Regions from separate parts of the Mus musculus genome. Here regions 1 and 2 are each linked to region 3. A link is a loop called in an ENCODE intact Hi-C map of the cell type or tissue named here. Cell type or tissue: left cerebral cortex. All regions are shown on one strand.

Region 1 (8,000 bases), 250 kb before region 3:
GCATTACATTTTGGAACCAACTGGTAGCATCCTTGATATGAGCACAGCTGGAACAGTTCCTTTCGTGAGGTGCCTGGCATGACCCGATTCTGGTTGCAGTGGGTTTGAGTTTCCTCCCTCTGCCTTCTCTTTCCAAAGCACTAAGCTTGAGGCTTGGAGCTTGTACCTGCACCCTGCAAGCTCTGCCCCAGGCTCCAGCTCCATCTATCTCACCCTATATGATTTATCTCACTTTTGTGGATTCCTCTAAATTCCAGCTGTTCTCCCTTCTCTCCTTAATGTGCGTTTTCTCCTGCTGAAACTGCCTTCAGGCAGCTTCTGGAATGATCTATTTCCCCTTTCAACTCTGTCATCAGCATGCTGCTAAATGAGTCCTCCTAAACCCCAGCTTGGCTGGGGACTCCTGTGGAAATATATCTCTTCCAAAACTGAGCCTGAAGAAGAGGGGGATGTTTAAACATCTCTCCGGGGATTCCTGAGAGCAGAGGGGAGGCTGCAGGGCTGGGTGGAACCTGCACAGAAGCTCCAGGGTTCCCCAAAGAAAGGCAGATGGTGTCCGGTGCTGGACTGAGAAAGAATTGTACTATTCTCTTGTTTATATGCTTGATAGTGAGTGACATGTTTAGGCTCTGCTGTGTTGGCTCCTGCTTCTAGAAGGCTCCCTCACAACCAGAATTTTATACTTGTCTATACTTGGCTGTTCAGAAAGAAGGACTGCAGTGATATGGGGTCATGTCAATATGCATTTAGGTGCATTCAGTGTCATTTTTAAGCAAATAGAAGATAGAGGAGCGGTTATAGAATGGGGAATACTCTAGAGTCAGACTATGCTTTATCCAAACATTGACCAAAACATTCACACGTGTGATCCTCATAAATTATCTTAATTCTCTAAAACTTCAATTTCATCATTGGTAAAATGTGACCTAAAGTGATTTAAAGGATATCCATGCTATTACACTCCTGACTTTAGAGATGATACAGAAAGCAATTTGCCCAACATCTAGCAATGGCCATAGATCTTGGCAAATGTGAGGGACTTGGGTGGCTGAAGTTTCACTGCTTAGGTTCTGCCACAGAAGAACAGGGATACAGAGACACCTGAGACACCCCCCACCTCCCACCTCCCCTCACCCCCACTTTATTTACCTCCCTGGTTGACCATGGCTATCTATGGAGACAGTGGTGGTTTGAATAAGAATGGTCCCATAGGCTGTTCTAGTTGACTGCAGATCAGCACTATTTGACAGGATTAGGAGGTGTGGCTTTGTTAGAAGTGTGTGTGTGGAGGTGGACTTTGAGTTTTGTGTTCCCCCACTGCCTGTGTATCAGGATGTAGAATGCTCAATTATTTCTCTAGCACCACACCTCCCACACTTGCTGCCATGCTGACAATGGACTGAACATCTGAAACTGTAAGCCAGCCCCCAAATTAAATGCTTTCTCTTGTAAGGGTTGCCATGGTCATGGTGTCACAGCAATAAGGCAGAACACTAGGACACCGCCCAAAGATCGTGAAGACTTGCATCTGACATCGGGAAATCGATTCCAAACTAACTGGAAAACTTCATCTCTGCTGGCTAGCTTTCATAGTTCCAGAAGGTATTATGTCAGGCTAATGGGAGGGAAGAGAGAAGTGTGGTCTTACCCAGGGCTGGACCCTGTGTGCTACATTACTGACCTGCCAGGCAAGGTGTACCCCTGGCGCAACAGTAGCATGATGGTGAGGAGAGTAAGCTAGGCTCAAGCAACACTGAATAAGAGAGGACAGAAGGTACTGAAGAGTGCTATAAAGTGCTGCCCTCCAGATGTGACATGGCACCACACTTGTGAACTCATAACAGCTATGGTTCCCTGCATAAGATCAAGTCAATTAAACCACAGCATGAGGCCCCTCCCCTGGGCAAGGAGCTATTGGAAGTTGATAGCCACTGGGGTAAGGAGAGTCACTTTTCTTCAGGGGCATGGCCACTGTTTGGTTGCCCATCCTCCACCTCTGTGAAAACACAGGAAGTCGTGAGTGGATTCTGTGGATAGTTAAAACAAGCAAGATGATGTAGGCTTGAGAGAGGGGATGTGCTGATGGGGTGTGGAGAGGAACTGGAGACAGAAGTGGAGGGATGGATGTGAGCTAATGCATTGTACACGTGTACGTAATTACCAAAGAATACACTTAAAGTATGTTCAACATGAATTCCTGCACCTATGCGATTCTCTGGGGGGACCCAGGTTGAGCCCAGCATCCAGAAGATGCCATCAGCCTGCCCAGTTGACCATCAGAGGACCAACAGAGACACTAGAATGGAGCAGACATTACAGACTTGAGGTGCTGCAAATCCTTATGGAGATGAGGTCTTGGAAAAATATTCACCCAGGGTCACTCACTCTGGGCAGCCTTGCTGGGTCCCTCAACTAAGAAGCAGCTGGGCCAAGGCAGGCCTTGGCCCGCTGCCCACAGTGCCCTGAGCTCCATGTGCAGGGCTGGTTCACAGGAAGTTCCAGGAGAGTGGGGCTGTTATTATATTCTAAATGCCTTGGGGAGTTCGAACGGGAAGAAACCTCATGGTAGAGCAAATTTGTAGAAACAAAATGTGACTTCGCCTCTGTTCTGAGTCTTGATTCCGGTTTTATATAAAAGGAAGCTCACTTGCAAGTAATTAGGGGCCAGAACAGATGGTTGAGACCAGGGTATTGCTTCCCAAGCTGGCTAGCTTTTAAATGGAGGGATAAAGGCAGACAGTCTAGAATAAAGAATTAATTTGATATTTGCCTGTGTTCCTTGAAGGCATCATAAACTTTTATAATTGCCTGTATGATAGGAGTATCTCTGTATTAATAGGGGGTCCATAGAACTACACCCAAACTTGTGCCAATGAGAAGAATAAACTCTAGGCTAGGAGGGAGGCCAGTGGTAAGATTAGAGGATTCGGGGAGGTAGGACAGTTTTACATAGAAAGGAGTTGTGTAGTCAGTGATTTAATCAATCTTACCTGCATAGTGAGCCCCTTTAAAAACTCTGGACATCAAGACACACTGTCTCTGTCTGTGTTCTATTGCTGTGAAGAGACACAATAGCAACAACAACTCTTGTAAAAGAAGACATTTAATTGGGGCTGGCTTATCTTTCCAGAGATTTCGTCCATTGTCATCATGGTGGGAAGCGTAGCAGCATGCAAGCAGACCTAGTAGTGGAGAGGTAGCTGAAGGTTCTACCTCTGGATCTGCAGGCACCAGGAAGAACAAGAGACACTGGACCTGGCTTGGGCTTTTGGAACCTTGAAGTCCCATCTCCAGTGACCCACTTCCTCCAACAAAGCCCTGCCTCCTAATCCTTTGAAATAGAGCTACTGCCGGGTGACCAAGCATATCAAATCTATGAGCCCTGAAGATATTAAACCTTTGTGTTTGAGGCTCTTCTAGATTGTGTAGGGCAGGGACTCCAAAATGAGTACCGCTGCCTAACCGATGTAGGTGACTGAGTGACCAACGTGAAGAGGGGGTGCTGCACATCTAGTTGGGACAACTGGACTGACCACCTCATCCCCTCCTCATACATCACTACAGCTTTTGCCACAAGTCCTTTAAAAAAAAAGTCTAGCCTACCCTATCCTATCCACCCCACTTCCAGGGACCTCTTTGGCTATGCAAGGGCTCTGCCTCTTCCTCTTCTCTTAAGCTCCCTATAATGAAATAACTATTTCTAAAACTCACCCTCTGTGGTCTGTGAACTTCATTCTTTGAATTTGAAGGTCATGAACCCCAAAAAAGCCACTGGTTCAAGGCAGCTTTCATAGCTGTCAAGTCTCCAAGGGCCTGAGTCCCCCAAGTTAAGCTACCTAAGAGCCAAAAGAGACTTTGTCACTCTCAAAGACACCCTAGTCTTCTGATATTAATTTCACTATAGTGGATCTCTTCACTGACTTGGGTCTGATTAGTCAGTAATAAAACCACCACAGTAGTAGCATGCTGTTCTGAATTTTGTGAGTCATCATATTGCCTGAGGCAATAGATAGAACATCACCACCTTCAGATTTGAAGCTAGTTCCTCAGAAGTATGGGTAGCCTGGGAACCTGGGAGCTTGTGGGAGGCTTGCAGAGCACAGCACTGTCACCAGCTGCTGTTGTGTGTCCCCTCTTTGCTTGTCTGAGCATTGTCCTTGGCCTCCTTTTCTCATAGCCTCCTAACTCAGAGGTCGCATCTATAATGTCCTCTCAAAACCTCCACCATATTCTTTATTCATAAGCTTCAGTTATTCTGTACTGACAAAAATAGAGGAAATTATGTAGATTAGACATTGTACCGTGCTGGAGCCCATATTTGCATGTATAGTCTCTTTAAGGACCTTGCGCATTTGGCACGTGTATCTTTAAGGATTTCAAACAATATGTCGCCTTGTGTCTCCTCTGGATTAGCAATGGCTCTTACATATTTTCTTCATTATTAGAGAGGCATGTCATAAAATGAAACTGCCATTAAAGTGAAAGGTACATCTTGATTATCTCAGGGTCAGTATCCTTTCTAGGGCACTGGGGTAGGGGAGGGGCAGCAAGAGTACCATCGGGATGGTGGCCACGGCCATGTTAATCATTCAGAGTTCAGAGGAGAGGCCCAAATCCTCAGATAGAGAGATAAGGTGAGAGTAGTACCCAAGCTGTGAAAATAGTCTGGGCTAAGCCCAGAGCATTTTTCCCTCTATTCTATCACTAGGCCTAGGCTGGAAGCTTCTAGCCTCCATACAATCTAATCTTCCAAGCTGACTGATTGGATCCAGCTTCTCTTGGCTTCTGACTGAATTGCTCTGCTTGACCTCATACTAACTTTGACAATATGTTCTAACCTTCTGGTTCCTTCTCATTCTCTGGCTCATTGTGTCTAGCCTGTTCTCTCTGCCACCTGGTAAAGCTCACACACACACACACACACACACACACACACACACACACACACACACACAATCTCAATCTCTCTCTCTCTCTCTCTCTCTCTCTCTCTCTCTCTCTCTCTCTCTCTCTGCTCTTAAGTACCCTCTATTCCCTGTGCTAGTCTCATGTGAGTTGGGTGCATCCTATCTCTGACTCATCCTGTCAAATCTTTCTCTGATTCGTCACCTTGTCTGCCCTTCAACTAGACATCACTTTCAAATATGGACACTTCCTTCTACAAACTAACTCTACCTTCATTGTTAGAGATTAAAGGTATGTACCAAGGGTTTTGTGAATTCCAACCAGATCATACTGTAATCCAGGGCATGTCTGCATTCTGGCCAGATTATATGGACCTAGAGGTCTTTGGATGTGACCCCTTGCCAGAGCAGCCATGTTGCTGGATTAAAATTCCTCTACAAATGCACTGGGGGAAATAAGTGGAAAGGAGTTGGGGAGAAAATAATCAATTGGGCTGGAGGAATATCTCAATCAAACAGAAACATAACCACCAAGCCTGCCTAGATGCCCAGGGAGGCACATGGGGCCAGATTTTACCATGGCAGGCTTCTTGAATACCATCAGCTGGGCTCTCATTGGTTGTAGAGGAAGATGAATGGGGACTTCAACACATCCAGCTGGGGAAGACTGTGTCAGATGAAGAGTGATATGAGACCAGGTCTGGCTTGGATGAACTCTCCAGCTCCCACATCATCTGTCACCAGATGCAGCTTGTGAAGTGTGTGCATCCTAACACTCCCAGCTCACCTGTGGACTTTAAACAACTGAAGCCATTTGTATCCTGTGGGATGTAGGAAAGTGTTAGCACCAAGCTATAGCTCTGGGTAAAGGAAGTAAGAAAGAGGGGACTTAATGACTCTTTCACCTTCTCCCTCATCCCTAACACCATCATGTCTCTTTTTAAGAATGACTTTTTCCCCTCTGCCTTGTTACCAGTGAACCAAATGCACTAGAAAGCTACAAACTTTGAATGCACCTTCAAAAATAAGGCCTGGGGAAATGGCTTAGTGGTTAAAAGAATTTGCTAGTCTCTCAGAGAACTGGAATTCGCTTTCCAGGATGGTGAACTACACACAACTATACAATTCCAACTCTAGGAGAACTGATATTCATCTTCTATCACCTGTACCCAGGTACAAACACACACATGCATGTGCACACTGCACACACATGCACACATATGCCCATATACACATGTGTGTATGCATATATGCATATGCATGAATACATATACATACACCAGAAACTAATAGACCTTTTTTTAAAAAAACCCTCACCACATAGTTCCTAGTATGAGTAGTACCGGTGAATGTTAATGGAAATGGTGGTAATTAGTTCGAGAAGTAAAGATTTACAATGAACAAATCTCATTAAGATGTCACCTGTGTGTCAAATTTAAGCCGAATAGACACAATCCCAGTGCCCTTATCCTACAAATCCATGTCTTTGTGGACAGAAATGTACTTCAGCAGATACTAAGGGAGAAAGAGAGCCGAGTAGGATCTGCCAAGAAGCATATAAGCACCATCTTTAAGTGCCCGTCACTGCCCACTCACCGAATGGATTGGATAATAGCAAGGAGAGCTGGTTCGATTCTAAGGAAGAGAAACCACACTGGAGAGACAGGAGGCAAGGTGAGTACTTACTTTTTACGAGCCTGCTATCCAGGGCTCAATATTCATATTTCATATTATCAGTCTTGTCCTCTCCTTTTAAACTCAAAACAAAGCTCCCCACCTAGCCTTTAACTACATCCCCAGTAAAAGCATGCCACACCCTCCCTCTCCCTCTCCATGTTAGCTGTCCTAGCTCGTGACAACAGAGCTGCTGGTTCAATAATCTCCTGGTTGTGTCTAAAAGTTGAAACTTGGGTTTTGGAAACATGCAACCATTGCAAGGACTTCAAAACACCAACAAAATAAACAACAAAGCCCAACGACTACCTCTTCACTGCAGAGCATCCTTCCTTTCCTTGGCATCAGCCAATAGGGTGTAACTTAGAGGCCTTAAATAAATAAATAAATCTGAATAACCCTTCACAGAGGAATCTCGTTCTTTCCCTCTCTTGACTCCCAGACCACCCCCAATTTCCTTATTGAGCTTCTGATTGGGCTTCTGGGTCAGCAGAAGGTGAGCGGCTCCCTGTGTGGGGGAGGTGGAGTGGTTGTGAGATGTATCTTGCACCAACTCAGCAAATGGCACCCCAGCTGTCAAGGGTACGCAGCATACCAGGCTGTGATCAGTAGGAAGGACAGGGTGTGTAGCTCTGACAGGTTGCAGTATGAAATAGCCAAGGCTTGAGCTGTGTCTTTCCCATCCTGTTTGTTTCCTGACATGAATCTGTTCCGTTGGCAGGCCCCAGAACAAGGCTTCCTAATAGCGTTGTGGGGTATTTGTTGAAAGGGGTCATTTGCCAGGAGTTGGTGGGGTATGAGTGAGGGGTTGAGTGCTCTGAGTCTGAAAGGCTATGTTTTTATTTGTTTGTTTTTGCTTGGGAAGAATTATAATCTGGCCTATGGAATACTGCTGACATTTCCAAAGAAAATAGCTAATTGAATCATGGATGTAAGATAAAAGCTGTTGGCTAAAGCTGTTGGCCTTTTTTTTTTTCTTACATAAAGAGAAAAGATTCAAACCTGACAATCTTGACCTTTGGAAAAATGCAGAGTAATGGAATAGCTTGGACCTGTCCCCTAACAGCACAAAGCAGCATGTCAGGATTGGAGACAATTTGGATGGCTTTCACACTACGAGGAACTTTGTAGCCTCAGTCCATTAATTTATTCAGCGAGCGCATATTAGCTTCCAAGTCTAGTAAAACACAGCTATCATGACAGTTTTCTGTCACCATGGCAAAAAAAACAAACAAACAAAAAAAACCAAAAAAAACAAAAACCTCAAGATAAGCAAGTTAAAGGAATAAAAGTTTATTTCCTCTCACGGCACCAGATGTTTTAGTGCAAAATGGTCACTTAGGTATGTTACATGATGCTTGTAGCTTGTGGGGGATAGTCCATGGTGGCAAGAACTCACTGGTACAGCAGAGCTACTCACAC
Region 2 (8,000 bases), 470 kb before region 3:
TCAAGCCTGGATTAAAATGAGAGTGAATCTGGTGTAGCCAGAGAGCAGGCGAACCAAGGAAACAATACACTGCTCCCCACAACAGTGGCCAGAGAGAGGTAGGGCTGGATTAAGGTAGACCTGCTAAACCCAGCACTTTCCTCTTCAATGCCACTCGCTTGTTGTTCGCCATCTGTCACCTCACAACGCCCACACACTATGGTTAAAACAATTTCCAATTGCGATCCCCTAAAATAAAGCTTAATATATTCACATCTGGCGGTTTTCCTGCCCCAGTTTATGCTTAGCGTTGGCCTTCATTTTAGCAAACTATTCCGTGATTGCTTTGTGTTGCTTTGGAAGTGTTTCTGGATGGGGGATTTGTGGCTCTGTTTGATTGCATTGTGATTGCGTTCGCAAGTGACAGAGCAGAAAGGAAATCTGAAGTCTGTTTTTATCTCATGTCTGTGTGGGTACCAGCTCTGGTAGCAGATCAAGAATCAGCTGAGCAAGGTTTAGAAGTACAGGTTTCTGAGACCTAGGGAACAGAAGACCCAGGAGGGAGTAGGGCGTTTAGTTGAAGAATTAGATCATCCCAGGAGGTCAGTGCACTGGCCCAGGCTGCCTGTGGACATGGATGTTAGGCAGGCTGAGCAAGAAGGATCTTTGCAGCCCAGGGGTTTCAGATCAGTCTGGGCGGTGTCGAGAAGGGTCATCCTTTTGGGATGTGTAGCCCGGACTGCTAACAGTGGTTATCGTTTACAAGTCCCGTCAGAAACCTTCAATGCAACTGGTGAAGAGTCCCCTCCATTTGGGCTGGCCTCTGAGCGGTTTACTCTGAGGATTTAGAATGCTGAAACGTCTGAGTTTCCTAACCATGAATCATGGAAAAATGGCTTCAGCAATACCAGGGTTTGGTAGAACACAGGCTTTGGAGTAGAGATGAGTTTTGACCTGGCTCTACTACCCTGCTTTCTTGGCTGTGATGTCTTCATTTCCACAACTGTCACATGGACATGTAATTCTTTCAGGATTGCCCTTTTTGGAGCTCTAAGTCATACCTCCAACATCCCAGTTGCTAAGCTGCTAATGAGTGATGTTCTTTCCTTCTTGGCATAGGGAAGATCTTCCACGTAGTTGGGTGCTTCAGAGCTCGTAAAGGTCTTATACCCCTACTAGTTCTGTTTTGAGGTACTATTTGTTTGCTCCCCCTAACCCCTGTCTTTCTTTTTTTGCCCAATTTTCCCACTGATTCCTCCCCCAAGCCTTTAAAGTTGGGACCAAGAGAGTTTTACCCTTGGGAACAGTACCAAGTGCCACAGTCTTTTCAAGCAAAAAGTATAAAATACCTTCAGTTTAACCAAAGTGAGCTTCTTTGAAAAAACTGTATCCTCCGCTCTGCATGCCGAGGCATCATTAGACCACCCGCTGTCTCTCCTCTCCCCTGCTCTTAAGGATGCTTTCCGCCCTTACCCATGTGCTTCTACAGGGGAGCCAGCAGCTCTCTCTTCATCTGGCCTTGGCTCTGCTCCACCATTCCTTCTAATTGCTCTCCTGAACCCAGGGCTTTCTCCAGCACACCTGTAAAGACAGCGGTTCACCTTTCAAACCCTCACACTGGAGGTGTTGCGCACCTGGGCACCTAGGGAACTGGGAAGGCTGAGAGGCTCAAGGAGACCTGTTCTTTTTCTTTGACAGACAGTATGTAGCTTCCTTTGGGGAAGAAGAAACCTTCTCCACTGGCAATTAGCATTTTCCCATTTCCGTTGAATTTACATTCCTGAAGTGTAACGTTAGGCCATTTCTTTCCATTTTATTCAGGAGAAGCTGCTACCTGGTATTAGTCAAGTATCTCAGCGCCCCACAGTGATTTGTGTATTACTTATAACACAGCCGTTTTGACAGATGGCAGTTTTCGATGATGAGAGGAGTTGACCAGATGGGGAAGGGTAGGAGGGGAGTGGGTGGGTGTCTGGGGTAAAAGAACCTTCCCATGAGAACACTTTGGATGAAAAAAAATTAAAAATGTACTTGAACGAACAAGAAGAAAGACAGGGCATGAATAATTGGGGGCTTTTCCTGATGGCTGCGTGACCAGTGGTTTGGGCTGCTGTGACTGAGAACAGGAGTGTTTAAGTATTAGGGAAGGAGGGAAGGACATTAGGAAAATGCATTTTAGGAAAAGGAAGACTTGAAGCTGTTTGGGCTGGAATGCCACAGAGCAAAGGGAACGGTGTGGTTTGCAGTGAGGAAGCACTCGGGAAACCCACGATGCAGGAGCCCTTTGCTGTCCCTGTCTACAGACATGGCTATGACATCCTAGAGTGAGGGTCTAAAGGCAAAGTCTCAGCAGTGGGTGATGGCCAGATAACATGAGGAAACAGGACTTACAGGTTCCATCCCGGCTCTGGGCCCTGGCTACCTCACAGAGGGTCATGCCCATGTGCTGCTTTGTTTCTTGTCACCTTGACAGACGCTTGGGTCATCTGGGAAGAGGGAACCTCAGCTGGAAAAAAAATGTATCTATCAGATTGGCCTGTGGGGCATTTTCTTGATTGATGGTTGATGTGGGAGGGCCCAGCCCTGGGCACCACCCCCAGGCAGATGTTTCTGGGTAAATCCTTTCCTCCTCAAGTTGTTTATAGTTATAGTCTTTTTCACATCAGTAGAAAACTGAATTAGAACAGGATGCAACCCCCCCCCTCTTGCTTTTGTTGTCTTTTTAAGACAGGGTTTCTCTGTGTAGCCCTGGCTATCCTGGAACTCCTTCTGTTGACCAGGCTGGCTTCACACTCAGAGATCCACCTGCCTCTGTCTCTCACTGACTGCTGGGATTAAAGGTGTGCACCACCACTGCCTGGCGCAAGCTTTCTTGAAAGGTGGCCAGGAGGATGAAATGAGAGGAGACAGAGTGGGTGCCTAAGACTCCATAGATTTCAGTCACTGTGCACAGATATACTGCTATCCCCTCAAACTATTTTGTGGATGCCTCTTGTGTACTATTACAACCTAGCAGGCCCAAGACTTCACGTCTACTTAATGTGTATACATATATATGTGTGTGTGTGTTTGTATGTATTGTGTATATATGCATGTATATGTATATATAACATATATATATATATATATATATATATATATAAAGCTTATATATAACACATATAAACACAGATATAAGCATATATATATGTACATATTAAGCATACACACACACACATATATATATATATATATATATATATATATATATATATATATATATATACACATATGCTTATAACACACACACACACACACACACACACTTTCTTTTTCCTCTGTCGGGGAGAAATGGTGTGTTTACTGGTACACACAAGAACTTTGCCTCCTGAGCTGGCAGGGCTGTAAAGAGCTCTGTTGAACAGTGAGTCAGAGATGGAGAGCCTGGGGGTGAGAATCAGTAGTGTGAAAACCGGGGATGCTTAAAATGAAATGCCGAGGCAGATGATGGCTTGCTTTGCAAACCCTCCCCTTGTTCTCTGTTGTTTTTTTAGCTTTGCTTTGTTCTTTTGACATAGCGTCTTGCTGTGTATGTAGCCGAGGCTGGCCTCAAACTCATGGTTCTCCTGCTGCCTTCTAGTGCTGCATTGCCCAGCTGGTTTTCTGTTATACCAGAAATGGGGGCAGGGCATAATGGGTTAAGCCGCATGTGATTTCCTAAGTTTCTTTCCAGTTTCTAGAGATCGATGGAGGAGAGACGGGCATAGTGGCACATGCTTACAATTCCAGCACTCAGGAGACTGAGGCAGGGGGATGTTGAGTTAAAAGCCAACCTGAGGTACTTATTGAAGCCCTGTCTCAAAAAATGAAGGTGTTAAATTCTGGGTTGTTCCTTCCTTCTTTGATTTCAAGGCATCTTCCCTTGACACACTGTGAACACCCTCACCTTGGTTTCTTCAAGACTTTGGACCCAGTGCCAACCATTGATGGCTTGGTGTTCTCTGGATATCTCCATGTGTGTTCGAGAGCACAGTTCCCTATCTTAGGTCTTTTTATCTTGGGTTGCTTCTCTGCTAGGCTGATGAGACCCTCCCCCAAAGATGCTCATGTCCCTCAAGAACTGTGAGTTCCTCTATTACAAGGCAAAAGGTTGCATGTGGCATCAGCGTTGCAAACCATCTGACCTCGACACCAGGTGGGCTCTGCATCCAGATAATGATGCTTAAAAGTGTGAGAGAGAAGGACCTGGTGGTACAGGCCTGCGATCTCAGCTATTCTGAAGGCTAACGCAATAGGATTGCGAATTCTGAGACTGTCTGGGCATACTCAGGCCCTGGGTTCAGTCTCTGCTGCCACACATATGCAAGAAAATGTGGAAGAAGGAGGCCGTGGGTGAGTCAGAGTTACTCAGTGTGAGAAGGGCCCCATCTGCTATGGTTACCTTTGCAAATGCAAGAGGGAGCTATGACACAACCTGGGAAGGCGGCGCCTAAAAGGTAGAAACAGCAGAGAAACCGATTTCAAGATAATCGATTGGGTTGATCTATTTATTGTGATAAGAGATTAAACTCAGGACTTCATGCATGCAAGGCAAGCACTTTGGGATTATAACCCCAGCTCAGGAGTTGTAATGGTCACAATAATTTGTTGCAGCAGCCGCAGGAATATAATAGCATTATTGCATCTCCCGCCATGTAAGATGAGCAACACTACAGTAACGGGGCAGAGGCCACCAGCCACAGGGAGGTCTTGACTAGTGCTTTTATGCTGGGGCCCCTTACTGCTTAGTGGAGAAACCCAGGCTGCTTCAGAGCTCTGGATGGAGCACCATCGTAAGCTGCTTCCTGAAGGAACCTTCCTACCCTCCAGCAGTCCGCTCCACAGTCATAGGCATGCTTCCTGTTTTGGCACTTTATTTACCAGAAACTCTTTCCCCTCTTCTTAGAATAAATCCACTTGACCAAGTTCAGAAAAGTTCAGAAAACTGTGTGCCAAAATTTCATTCTGAAAGTCTTAATTTGAGAATTGAGGTTGATAAAAATCCAGACCGCCTCCCCTCAACCACCCACCCCCATCCCCACCCCACCCAGTTCATTTTGGTGGGACAAGTAATACAAGTGGCTTTCAGAAAACAGCATTTAAAATTTCTTTTCTACCATTTACTTTGATATCTGGGCAAGGCATCCTTATCGCCGTCCTGGGACATGCTTTTTAAGAGCTGTCCTTCTTCAGCATCTTGTATTGAAGCTATCAGAGGGTTGTTAAAGTGATGGACCTTGGTCTGGGGTGATGGATGTGTAATCTATTGCTTGTTTCCATTGTCTCTGGTTAGTTACCACGTGGTTAAAGGCAATTGTGGGATTATAGGTTCATGTCCCAAGTGGGGCTGTCTTGTTCTGTGACTTGGCCGGTGCTGACTTATATATGGATATTGCTCAGAGAAGTGACGTAGATGCTCTTCTAGGTTACCCTTTTAAAATAAAATTAAAACAATTTATTTTATTTTTAATTATTTGAATGTATGTGGGTATGGACAGGAGAGTGCTAGTGCCTAGAGGCCAGAGGTCCATCTTTCTGGAACTGGAATTACAAGAGGTTGGGGGTCACCTGATACAGGAGTTGGATGAAGGTTCTCTGCCAGAGCATGTGAACCACTGAGCCGTCTCTCGTCCTGGAGAGTACAGTAAGAGGCACACACGCAATTGCATTAGTGAGTGTGAGCCTCTCTCTCCATACCTCTCCTGCTTTTCCCATCATGTCTCTCCTTCTTCCCTTTGCCTCTCTCTTGAGGTATGAAGTTGTCTGTGTGATTTACTTTTGATTTTTCTCCCCGAGCCTCAACCACTCGGGAGATAGAGGCAGGGGAATCTCTCTGAGGCCAGCCCTGTCTGCAATTCCAGTACAGCCAGAGCTACCCAGAGAAACAGAAACCCCATGTTCAGAAACCAAAAACCAAAGCCAATCAAACAACCCAAAGACTCAGAGCATCTTTATTTTTCGTTCTGCTCTGTTGTTTTGGAAAGGCACACTTTTAATTCTGGCAGAGGCAGGCAGATCTGTGTGAGTTTGAGGACAGCCTGGGCTACACAGTGTGTTCTGGAACAGACAGGGATTTGTAGCGAGATCTTATCTCAAAACAAACAAACAAACAGACAGACAGAGAGACAAAAAGGGGTTTTGTTTAGGGTTGCTATTGTTGTTTTCTGCTGAGGTTAAAGGCAGGGTGGTTAGTTTGTATTATCGAATACTCTGTTACACAGGCAGTACACCCGCCCGCAGAGTACTCTAGAATGGGAAAGTTTGAGGGTCGAGTCTCCACACTCTCCTAGGATTATAAGGCCCAAAGTCCATGTGCAAACCCGCGGGAGGCAGGAAGAAGACACTAAGACCAGTGAGAAAGCTCTCTTCTGCTGTGTAGTCACAACCAAAAAGAAAGCAGTGGCGTTTCAGACAAATATCATTCCAGAGTGGAATTCGAGAGTGATTTTTATGTTACTGTTGGTGCAGTGGCAAGCGTCACTCGGCCAGCAGCAAACATCCGGGAGCCCTGTACTAGGCAGGATGTTAGGATGTCAGCTTCATGGAGGAAAGGAACAATGGCTGTTTAATTTGCTTTTTATAGCCAAGCCCATTTGGGAAGAATGAAGACAGGAGACTCTCAGAAGAGCTTCCTTTCCCTGAGGGCTGGCCCATCTGCTCTGTGGAGAGGAGACTGCTGACTCAGGAAGCCCTGCCAGGGAGCCTGCCGCGGCTGCACTGGGCTTCGGCGCCCGGCCAGGATGCTGGCCCACATGGCCGCCGAACAAATGGTGTGCCCCGGGTGCAGGGAGGTTGTCAGGGCTCCTTTCTAAGACAGGACAACTGACTTCTGTCCTTGGATTACTGAGACATATGTTCCATGACCACCACAAGCACCCTTTTTTTTTCCGACAAAGCCTCTTTCATGGGCTATTGTGAGGGGGGATAAAAGATAAATGAAGCTCGCTCCCAAGAGATTAAGCGTTTAAGAAAAATTAGTCAGTTTCTCTAAGTATCACATAGATCTACGGCTTTTTCAGGAGAAAACAGAAAATGCAATCTCTCATAAACACCCCTGCATGCTTATGAATATTCATCTTTAAACATAATGAGCTGTCATAACTTCTATTTTAGTTTTGTAAACACTACGCTGAAACTTCCAGAGGTCCAACGACAGCTAAAAGCTGCTGTGGTTTTATTTATTTATTCTTTATTTTATTTTATTATTATTTTTTTGAGTTCAGGAATCTATTTTTTATTATCTTTTGCCATCTGCCCCCTCCTCTCCTCTCCTCTCCTCTCCTCCCCTCCCCTCCCCTCCCGTCCCCTCCGCTCCCGTCCCCTCCGCTCCCGTCCCCTCCGCTCCCGTCCCCTCCCCCTCCCCCCTCCCCCCTCCCCTTTCTTTCTTTCTTTCTTTCTTTCTTTCTTTCTTTCTTTCTTTCTTTCTTTCTTTCTTTCTTTCTTTCTTTCTTTCTTTCTTTCTTTCTTTCTTTCGCTATTTCAACATCTTGGAATGAGTCTAGAAGCATTCTCCACTCCCGATCGTCTATCGAAACTAATCAATTACTTCGTCATAGCCTCATGCCAGAGTGAACAAACTCCAGAAAGAACCTGAGTTTCCCCTTGACCGTGATGCTTGCATAGCTAGTTTTATTTTCCAACCATGCTGAAGACGCCGTGTTGGTGGCTTCCAGTGGAGAACATCTGAGACTTGAGTGAGGAATGGGCTTTCCTGCATAGCGCATGCTCAGTGGAGAGCTGGAGGGTGCCAACAAGATCGCTGTGAGAACAGGTCTCTCTGTAGGAAGCATGGTACCAGTGCTCACTGGCATTTGCCATACTGGGTGCTGGTGGCACATTACCACATGGGCTTTTCCTCCTCAAACTTGATATGGACCCAGCTGAACTGCGCTATCTTTCTCTCTTCTAGTCACATACTTGCATATACACATCCCCTTGTGGGTCCTGGTGAAAGACATGGGTTCTCTTAGACACTAGACGATGTCATCTCGGGATTTCTTTCA
Region 3 (8,000 bases):
ACCGATTTTTAGTTTTATTAAACACTTTTTAGCCCACCACTCACCACAGGTAGCAAGAAAGATTGGATATGGTGTGGGGGGAGTGGACCTGTTTAGAAAGGTTCTTTGGAGCAACTCCCATCTGTGTTGTCTGGAAATCGGCAGTTCAGTTCATAGGTTAGCAGGAGCAGCTAAATCCACTCGCAAACGATAAGCGAGCCAAGCTTGCATTCTATTTATACCTTCCAAACATCACCTGTCCTCCATGGTCTTGCCTCAGCAAGCACATGTGGCTGTCTCAGCTGACATCACCGTGCCAATCAGCCCAAGTCTACAGAAGCGGCAAGAAGCCACAGCACACCACCTGAAGTTTATTGGTGTGTTTCTCTCTATAGTGTCCCGACAAATGCAGCTCAACTACGCAGTGTAAGGCAGACCAATACATGGGTGTCATTAGCAAAGAATCTTTCATTGAATGTCCTTTCATGTGCCTGCTTTAGTAGAACATCCTCTCTCCTGTGTCTGCTTCAGCTCAATGTTCCTTCTCCAGTCTGCCTCAGCCTTTCACTCCAGTGTCCACTTCAGGAAAACACCTTCCAACACAACTGACTTTCCAAAGAACCCTTAAGTTTCCACTTCATGTAGATCACCAGGAGCCCAAAGTAGAAGCCAACTCAGAGTAGAAACCTACTCAGAACTGGCTGTGGTCCTCTAGGCTATTGACTGTATATATGGGATGGGGGGAGGATCAGAGGGCATCAAAGCTGTTCTGATGCCGTTGGCATCACCCACACATCAGACAGGAAACTTCCAACCTCCAAGAGTGGTGTGGGGGAAAGGGAGGGAAGGGTAGACGAAAGTGAAGTAACTAAGCTCAAGTTCAGACGACTCAACAATGAAGTGGATGGGGAGCAAAGCCAGAAAGAAAGAGATGTCTGACTGGACTTTCTATTCCAAGCCCAAGCCTGGAAGCAAGGGGTACAGCCTGCCTCTGAAATGTGCCTCAGAGTCTTGGGCTTTAAGTGTGTGCTACTTTATGAGACTGTGGAAAGCCAGAGAGCTCAGTTGAGAGCCTTACACTGAAGAAGGAACTGTGGGGCCTTCCTGGAAGAAGTAAGTCATCAATGCAAGGCCTTTGACGGTGACATCTGGCCCCTAGTTCCTGTTGAATTCCCTGCTTCCTGATCCACCATGCCAATGAGCACACCTACTGGCATGGCTCCACCAAGTCTTCTCCGACATGATAGGCTGAAACCCTCAGAAACCATCACCCTCCCTCCCTTACGTTGCTTCTGTCGAGTTTTCTGCTCACCATGATGCAGAAGCAGCCGATGCCCCTAGGTAATATCATTATTATAAGTTTTTAAAATGAGAAAGATATTTGTATAGGGGGCGGGGGGAACATGGAAACAAGACAGGTACATAAAGAATATTTGTTCCATTTTGGACATCGTGGGATAAAACTGAGGTCCTGATGAACACCTGCCTGGAAATGTATCGGGAATAATGAGGAAGGCAGAGAGGGCTGATGCCGTGTATGACCCATGCAGCTTGGGTCCTGGGACCATGGCTAGAGGCAGAGGGAATGGAGGAAAGACAGACAGACAGACGGATGGACTCACGCATGCGCGTGTGCACACAAACACACACACAGGCGTGCACACACATATACTGAAGCTGAGACCAGGTTAGGTTTTCTAACTGCTCCTACCCAGAACCTCATGTTTATTATATGCACCAGGAGGAGGGGTTAGCCGGACCCAGCAGTAGATCTCTGTAGGCAGCAATAACAAGCGATAAATATGCAGGAGCAGGAAGCCACCATTGCTAGTCTCTGCACACTCATACTCGGACTCTCAAGGAGAGCTTTGCGGTTCCTCCTGAGTCTGGGCCATCAGCTTTACCAATTCCCCACAGGCCAATTGGGCTTGGAGTCCCTAACAAGCCGTGCCCATGTCAAAATAAACCTTCACTCTGGGCTTTACTTATTCAAGATCTCCTCTGATACCTACACTTTGGGGGCAGGGGCACTAAAACATAGCAGCAGTTGATCACTCATGACTCAGAATGACTCACATATTGGTAAAGATGTGGAGGCAGAAGATGACATGGACTTGCTAAGGAGCTGGCCAATGTAAGGACACAGGAAAGGTAAGAAATTAATAAAGCTCTTTTTCTCTGTTATCAAAACTCCTATTTCACTTATTGTAAAAAGAAAATGTTAAAGAAAGATGGAGAGGAAAATAAAAATGGATTTCCTCTATCCTCCAGACAAACACCATGAACTTCCTAAGGTTACTGCTTAAGTTATTAAGGATTTCTGTTGCTACATAGAGACACCATGACCATGGCAACTCTTACAAGGGAAAACATTTCATTGGCGACTGGCTTACAGTTCAGAGTTTTAGTCCATTGTCATCATGGTGAGAAGCATGGTGGCAAGCAGGCAGGCACGGTGCTGGAGAGGTGGCTGAGAGTTCTCATCCAGATCCTCAGGCAGCAGGAAGAGAGCACAACACTGGGCTTTAGCCTCTGAAACCTCAAGTCCACTCCTTGTGACACACTTCCTCCGACAAGGCCACGCCTCTTCCGACAAGGCCACGCCTCCTCATAGTGCCCCTCCCTATGAGTCTATGGGTGTCAGTTTCATTAAGATTACCAAACATCTAGACATTTCTCTGTGCATATATTAGAAATACTTGCTTTGGATAGTTGCAAGTTTACGTCTAATGGTCTCTAATAACTTTTGCTTGTAAAGTTTTTCAGTGTAATCGTCCTATTTTTGCCCAAACCAAAGTTCACATCAACTGCTAGATTTCTAGCATTCTTTGAAATCTTTTTCTGTTAAAAAGAACCCTATTTCCTGCTGTTGAAAGACGCAGGCAGGAAGTTTACTTCAGACCGTGGCTTGTCGAGGAAAGGGTGATATACCAGCTTCGGTGAGATTTTTATAAAGGAGCTGCCCTTGTTGTGTTTGAGAATAGAACCCAGAGAAATTGGCAGACAGCATTGAAAAAAGGTTTTAGACTTTGGAGGCCATAGGGGTTAAAGCATGTGGCGCTCAGAGCCTCTCTGAAGCCACAGACAGCCTGGTAAGGACGCCACACAGTCAGCTTGTTACATAAGACCACGCGTGGCTCTGCCTCCCCGCCTTCGCTTTTGGGGGATTTGGTTTCCTGTCAGGAAACAAGGTGTCACCAAGAGAGCTCTCTTCACAGAGCTGCCTTCAGGGCTAATGAGATCACGACTTCTGAGCTCCTCTGAGAAGCAGGCTACCTAGATTGAGGACAAACATTGCTCTAATCGGGTTGTGGTTTTTTTTTTTTTTTTTTTTTTGAAAAGAGCCACGTGGCTTCCTTGCTTCCTGTAGGATGGTCAGTCCTGGCTCCAGGGGCACCCGGGAAGTTTCCGGCTCTTTCTCTTTCCATCCCTACCCCAGGGAGAGCCTCTGTGTTTATTCCTGCTTGCCATGCCAAGCTTCAATTGGTTCCCTCAGGAGCTAGCCCCCATTACAATCCAAACTGATGCAAAGATCACCAAATATCAAGGGCTGGAGCTGAGCAACCCTAGAGGGTGTACCGCCCAGATTCTGCTCGGAGGGCTGCCTGGGGTTTCGTTTGTTTTTATTTCAGCATATCCTCCAATGGATGCACCTTTGCTATGTACGTTCTTGAAAACACCGGAGCAGTGTAGTGCATTCCCAGAAGCAAAGGGAAAGGCAGGAGTCTCTCTCCAGCTGGGTATCCATCAGCATCTCTTTGCATTTCAGAGCCTCCGGGAGCATCCTGCCAGGGACTCAGGAAAGCGACTTTCATTAAGCCACACGTACTGGTGCGGCCTTCAGTTTCCCTGAGACAATGCTAGGGAAAAAGGGGGAGAAAAAAAGAAAAAAGAAAAGAAAGGGCAAAACTATTCTGCAGCCAGGAGTACCCTCTAGTGTTCAGTTGAAGCCTGAACTCTGGCTACAGCCCACAAGCCCAATAAAAATAATGGGAGGATCTATGTGATTATACCGAAGGTTGCCTCTCCGGAGCAGCTGCAGTTTTTGCTTCATTGACCTAAGCTTCACAAGTCCCTTTGAAAGTACCGGGGCTAGAAAGTATAGTGCATGCTTTTAATCGCAGCACTCGGGAGGCAGAGGCAGTTCGAGGCCAGCCTGATCTACAGAGCAAGTTCCAGGACAACTGAGGCTACATAAAGAAAGCCTGTCTTGGCAGGGAAGTCGGGGGTCGGGAGCTCTGGAATGAATATGGTTTTTTAAAGGAAGATTCAGTCACTTATACACTCCCCAACAGCAGTTAGTATCTGGGTTTAGCCATGGAATAGAACTACATCTTACATCATTAAACTAGTTTCGATGGCACTGAAGTTGTAGAAAACATCGAGGCTGTGGTTGGAAGTTGAAGAGTTCAAGGCCAGCCTGGTGTATAGGTGAGACCCCACTGGCAGAGGTGTGGGCAGGGGAGGCGGGGAGGCTTTGTACTCTGCTGGCATCATTGTAACTGAAAAGTAACATAATCATATATTTAAATATCAAGAAGTAGCTTTCAAGTCTGACAGTACAGAGTCTACTGTGTGGACACGTGCAAAACCCAACTAGTTTGGAAGATGTTGTAATGACAGCTGCGTTCCAGTGGGGGCTTGATTAGGGTTTGGGGGTACGTCTTTTTTGTTATCTATGTTTTTGTAGCTGCTCTGTTTTGTCTCAAATTGCTTGTTAATACATATCTAAGCTGGAACAAAGCTTTCCTGTCTGTAAGGCCCTTCCAAAGCCAAGCTAAGTAACTAAGTGGCTCTGAGATGCCAAGTGGAGTTCCATATGATCATTTCAAAGCTTGTATTTCCAATGCCAAGGATGCTATTAGTTAAGAATAAAGCACAGTAAGTGTACAATAACAGGAAAATTTTCAGAAGCACCATGGATTATATGAATGGTAGATGAATCATAGGAGCATCAGATGAGTAAAAAGTTGTGAATAAATCAGAGGACAAAGCTAATAGCCACCACCAGAACTGTGTGCGCATCCTCTTAACCAAAAAGTTCAAAAATCAATTTAATATGTTCCATATTGTTGAAGCTTATGGTTTGTTCTTGGTTTTTGTAAACTTCCTGGACTTCAGAACTTTCTATGGTAATGGACCTTGGGGGTAAGAAAGCTGGAATTGGGCCTGTGAGACGGCTTGGTGCATAAAAGCTCTTGCAGTCAAGCCTGGAGGCCTGAGTTTGAGCCTCATGGTAGAAGGAAAATCCAATTCCCACAAGTTGTCCTTTGACCTACACACACACCACTGGCATATATACAGAATACATATATGCACACTCTGTGTGTGTGTGTGTGTGTGTGTGTGTGTGTGTGTGTGTGTGTGATTTCAGAGAGATGGAATTTCATAGGCCTCTGCTTTGTTTATTCTTTGTATTCATGACCAGGGGATGCTCTTCCAGTCTCAGCAACTTATCCAGTTTCCCAGAAGTGTTCTCACAAGCAGAGGCAGAGTAGCCAGAACAAAGTGGCTGTCTACAGAGCAGCTTGCTAATGGGCAGATCACTCTTGCATTGCTCTGCCAATATCTGACTGAGACACTTACAGAAGGAAGGATCTATCTTGGCTCACAGCTTCAGAGGGCTCAAGCCATCATGACGTAGAACGTATCACGGAGCAGTACAGTTCATATCGGCAAGAGCCCCTTCGTGAGCTTGTTCTATCAGCTACACCCTCACCTCCTACCAGTTCTACAGTCTTTCAAAATAGTACCACTAGCTAAGGAATGAAGATTCAACTTGTAAGGTGGAACAAGGCAGGAGGAAGAAATTTGGACCTGAGGAGTTGAGTCCCAGAAGATGGAGATGACCCCAGGAGGGAATGGAGGCAAATAAATGTTACTTGCTCTCCCATTGTTCTGACCTGGAACAACTCAAGGAGAAGCTTAAGGCAAAGCATCACAGCAGAAAAGTATAGCATTGTGATGTCTAGGAAGCACATAAAGACAGAAAGAAGAAGCAAATGTCTTCCTACCAGGCTCCATCTTACATAGCTCCCACCACCTCCTTCCAATGACATACAAAGGCTTCCTTGGCAGAAACTGAGTGAGTTTCCCCATAAGCTTAAGCAACTTACGAGTCACACACAGGCCTCTTTCTGTTTCTACCACTGTTACATACCCTTGAAATGTTCTGGCTTCTTTAACCTAGATCTTCCTAGATAGGAGTAATATTCCTGCCTCTGGCCATCTCTCAGAGCAATGGGATGGGTGCAACAGATGACAGTGAGGAACTGGAAGCCTCAAGATTTAGATGAGCAAGATTTAGAGAAATTTATGGAAGGCTCCCATACCGTAGTGGTTTGAATATCCTTGGCCCAGGGAGTGGCACTATTTGGCGGTGTGGCCTTGGAGAAGGTGTGTCACTGTGGGTATGGGCTTTAAGACCCTCATCCTAGCTGTCTAGAAGTCAGTATTCTCCTAACAACCTTCAGATGAAGATGTAGACCTCTAAGCTCCTTCTGCACCATACCTGCCTAGATGCTGCCATGTTCCCACCTTGATACTGGACTGAACCTCTGACCCCGTGAACCAGCCCCAATTAAATGTTGTCCTTATGAGAGTTGCCTTGGTCATGGTGTCTGTTCACGGCAGTAAACCCTAACTAAGACATGTACCTTGCCTCTCCGTGAACCTTCACCAAACATCATGAAACCGTTTTGTTGAGCTTCAGGAGCTGTTCATATGCTCTGGTTACAATGTAGGTTGTCCTTCAGATAACTCTGGCGCCACACCTGAGGTCTTCCCCAAAGGAACAATAAGACCCTGATCTAAGTTGTCCTATAATACCCTTTACAGCTGAACACAGCTCATAAGAAATGGAGACTTGATTGCTCTGGCTAAAAGGATTCTGGTTTTTCTGTCCTAACAAGGTCAGCTTTCTGCAACATATAGACTGAAGCTGCAGCCAAATCACATGTCCTGAAATGTCCCATATGGGTTTTTCCTCACTGGGTCTGCACCCACAATCCTGGAAACCCCTCTTGCCTCTGCCCCCGAGCCAGCTCTCATCTTGCACTGTCGGGTTCTTTGGAGACACCAGTTCCTGTTTTGTCGCTCTCTACTACTGCTTCCTCCATCCCTGCCACCCCTGTTGCCCCTCACCTCCTGTCATTACCTGCACAAGTCATCCAGCTAAATGTAACTTCTAGAATTCTCTGCATCGTAATCAGAGGAGACATCATCCTGCAATTTCATATTCTATCAGCGAGAGCCAGAGCATTTAGCAGCCCTTTTAATTTCCCCATGGCCTGGGGGTTGTCAGAGGCCTCCTCATTTTCCTGTCTTCCTCTCCTTTGGGTTTGGTTGGGTCTCTGGGCAACCACTTAACCAAATAGTCCTAAATGTGAGAGACAAGACAAGTCACACTTGTTACCATGTTAGGGACTCCAGTGACCTGCATCCACGGCCCTCGGTCCACCCTCCCCCATACTACTTCTAGACTACGATGGTCCTTATAGACCTTTTGACTGGTCCCAAAACTCCTCTGGTAAACACTTCTAGGGAAAAGAGTCCTGAATACCTGATGCTTCCTGGAAACAAAAGGATGTTATAAATGCATCTAGAATAATCCAGCCTGGCCTCTCCTCCCCTTACCATGTTTTCCCAGGACCAGCAGTCACCCAGCTATCCCCAAATCTCCAGAGTTATGTCAAACCTTGGACTTGCCAATGCAAGAATTTGGCTTGGGTTTTTTATTCTAAGTTTTTTTTTTTTTTTGGTTTTGTTGTTTTTTTAGATAAGGTCTTGCTGTGTAGTGTAGTCCTAAGCTGCCTCTGAATTCCTGATCCTTCTACCTCAGCAGCAGAGTGCTAGGATTATAGGTGTATGTCACCTCACCAATAACTTGCTATTTAAACCTCAGAGGTGGGTGACATGAATACACACTAAATATCACATAAATGTCATATGTTGTATGTTACCTTCCAGAAACTTACAATCAAATTACAGAGGCAAAAAGGTGGCACATGGACCAGGAAGGA

The links. A loop is a pair of places that touch in the nucleus more often than their neighbours do. Peaks named below come from ENCODE experiments on the same cell type or tissue, not always from the same donor. Only the 100,000 strongest peaks of a DNase experiment are listed, where the experiment ranks them.
Region 1: a loop joins it to region 3, with 2.5 times the contacts of the local background. A loop is called at or near these places in 2 of 42 quality-filtered maps.
Region 2: a loop joins it to region 3, with 2.2 times the contacts of the local background. A loop is called at or near these places in 3 of 42 quality-filtered maps.

What each region holds. Positions count from the first base shown.
Region 1 is chr8:34,461,624-34,469,623 of GRCm38, reverse strand. All of the region lies in intron 2 of Gm46038 (a long non-coding RNA gene), which reads right to left. It overlaps Gm39160 (a long non-coding RNA gene), which reads left to right. Exons shown (of 4, transcript XR_870327.1): 3 at 6,401-6,578; 4 at 6,745-6,942. Among named protein-coding and RNA genes, the nearest start is that of Gm39160, 7.4 kb to the left of the region's middle. In left cerebral cortex, no CTCF peak of the experiment used is centred here; DNase peaks (open chromatin) are centred at 2,637 and 4,052.
Region 2 is chr8:34,678,802-34,686,801 of GRCm38, reverse strand. No RefSeq gene overlaps it. Among named protein-coding and RNA genes, the nearest start is that of Gm46069, 7.2 kb to the left of the region's middle. In left cerebral cortex, CTCF peaks have their summits at 2,217 and 3,424; DNase peaks (open chromatin) are centred at 2,851, 3,432, 4,358, 6,645 and 3 more places; H3K4me3 peaks cover 451 bases; H3K27ac peaks cover 1,729 bases.
Region 3 is chr8:34,211,329-34,219,328 of GRCm38, reverse strand. It overlaps Gm29243 (predicted gene 29243), which reads right to left and starts at 2,499. Exons shown (of 4, transcript NR_166073.1): 1 at 2,373-2,499. In left cerebral cortex, a CTCF peak has its summit at 3,922 (motif pointing left); DNase peaks (open chromatin) are centred at 3,101 and 3,772; H3K4me3 peaks cover 616 bases; H3K27ac peaks cover 1,054 bases.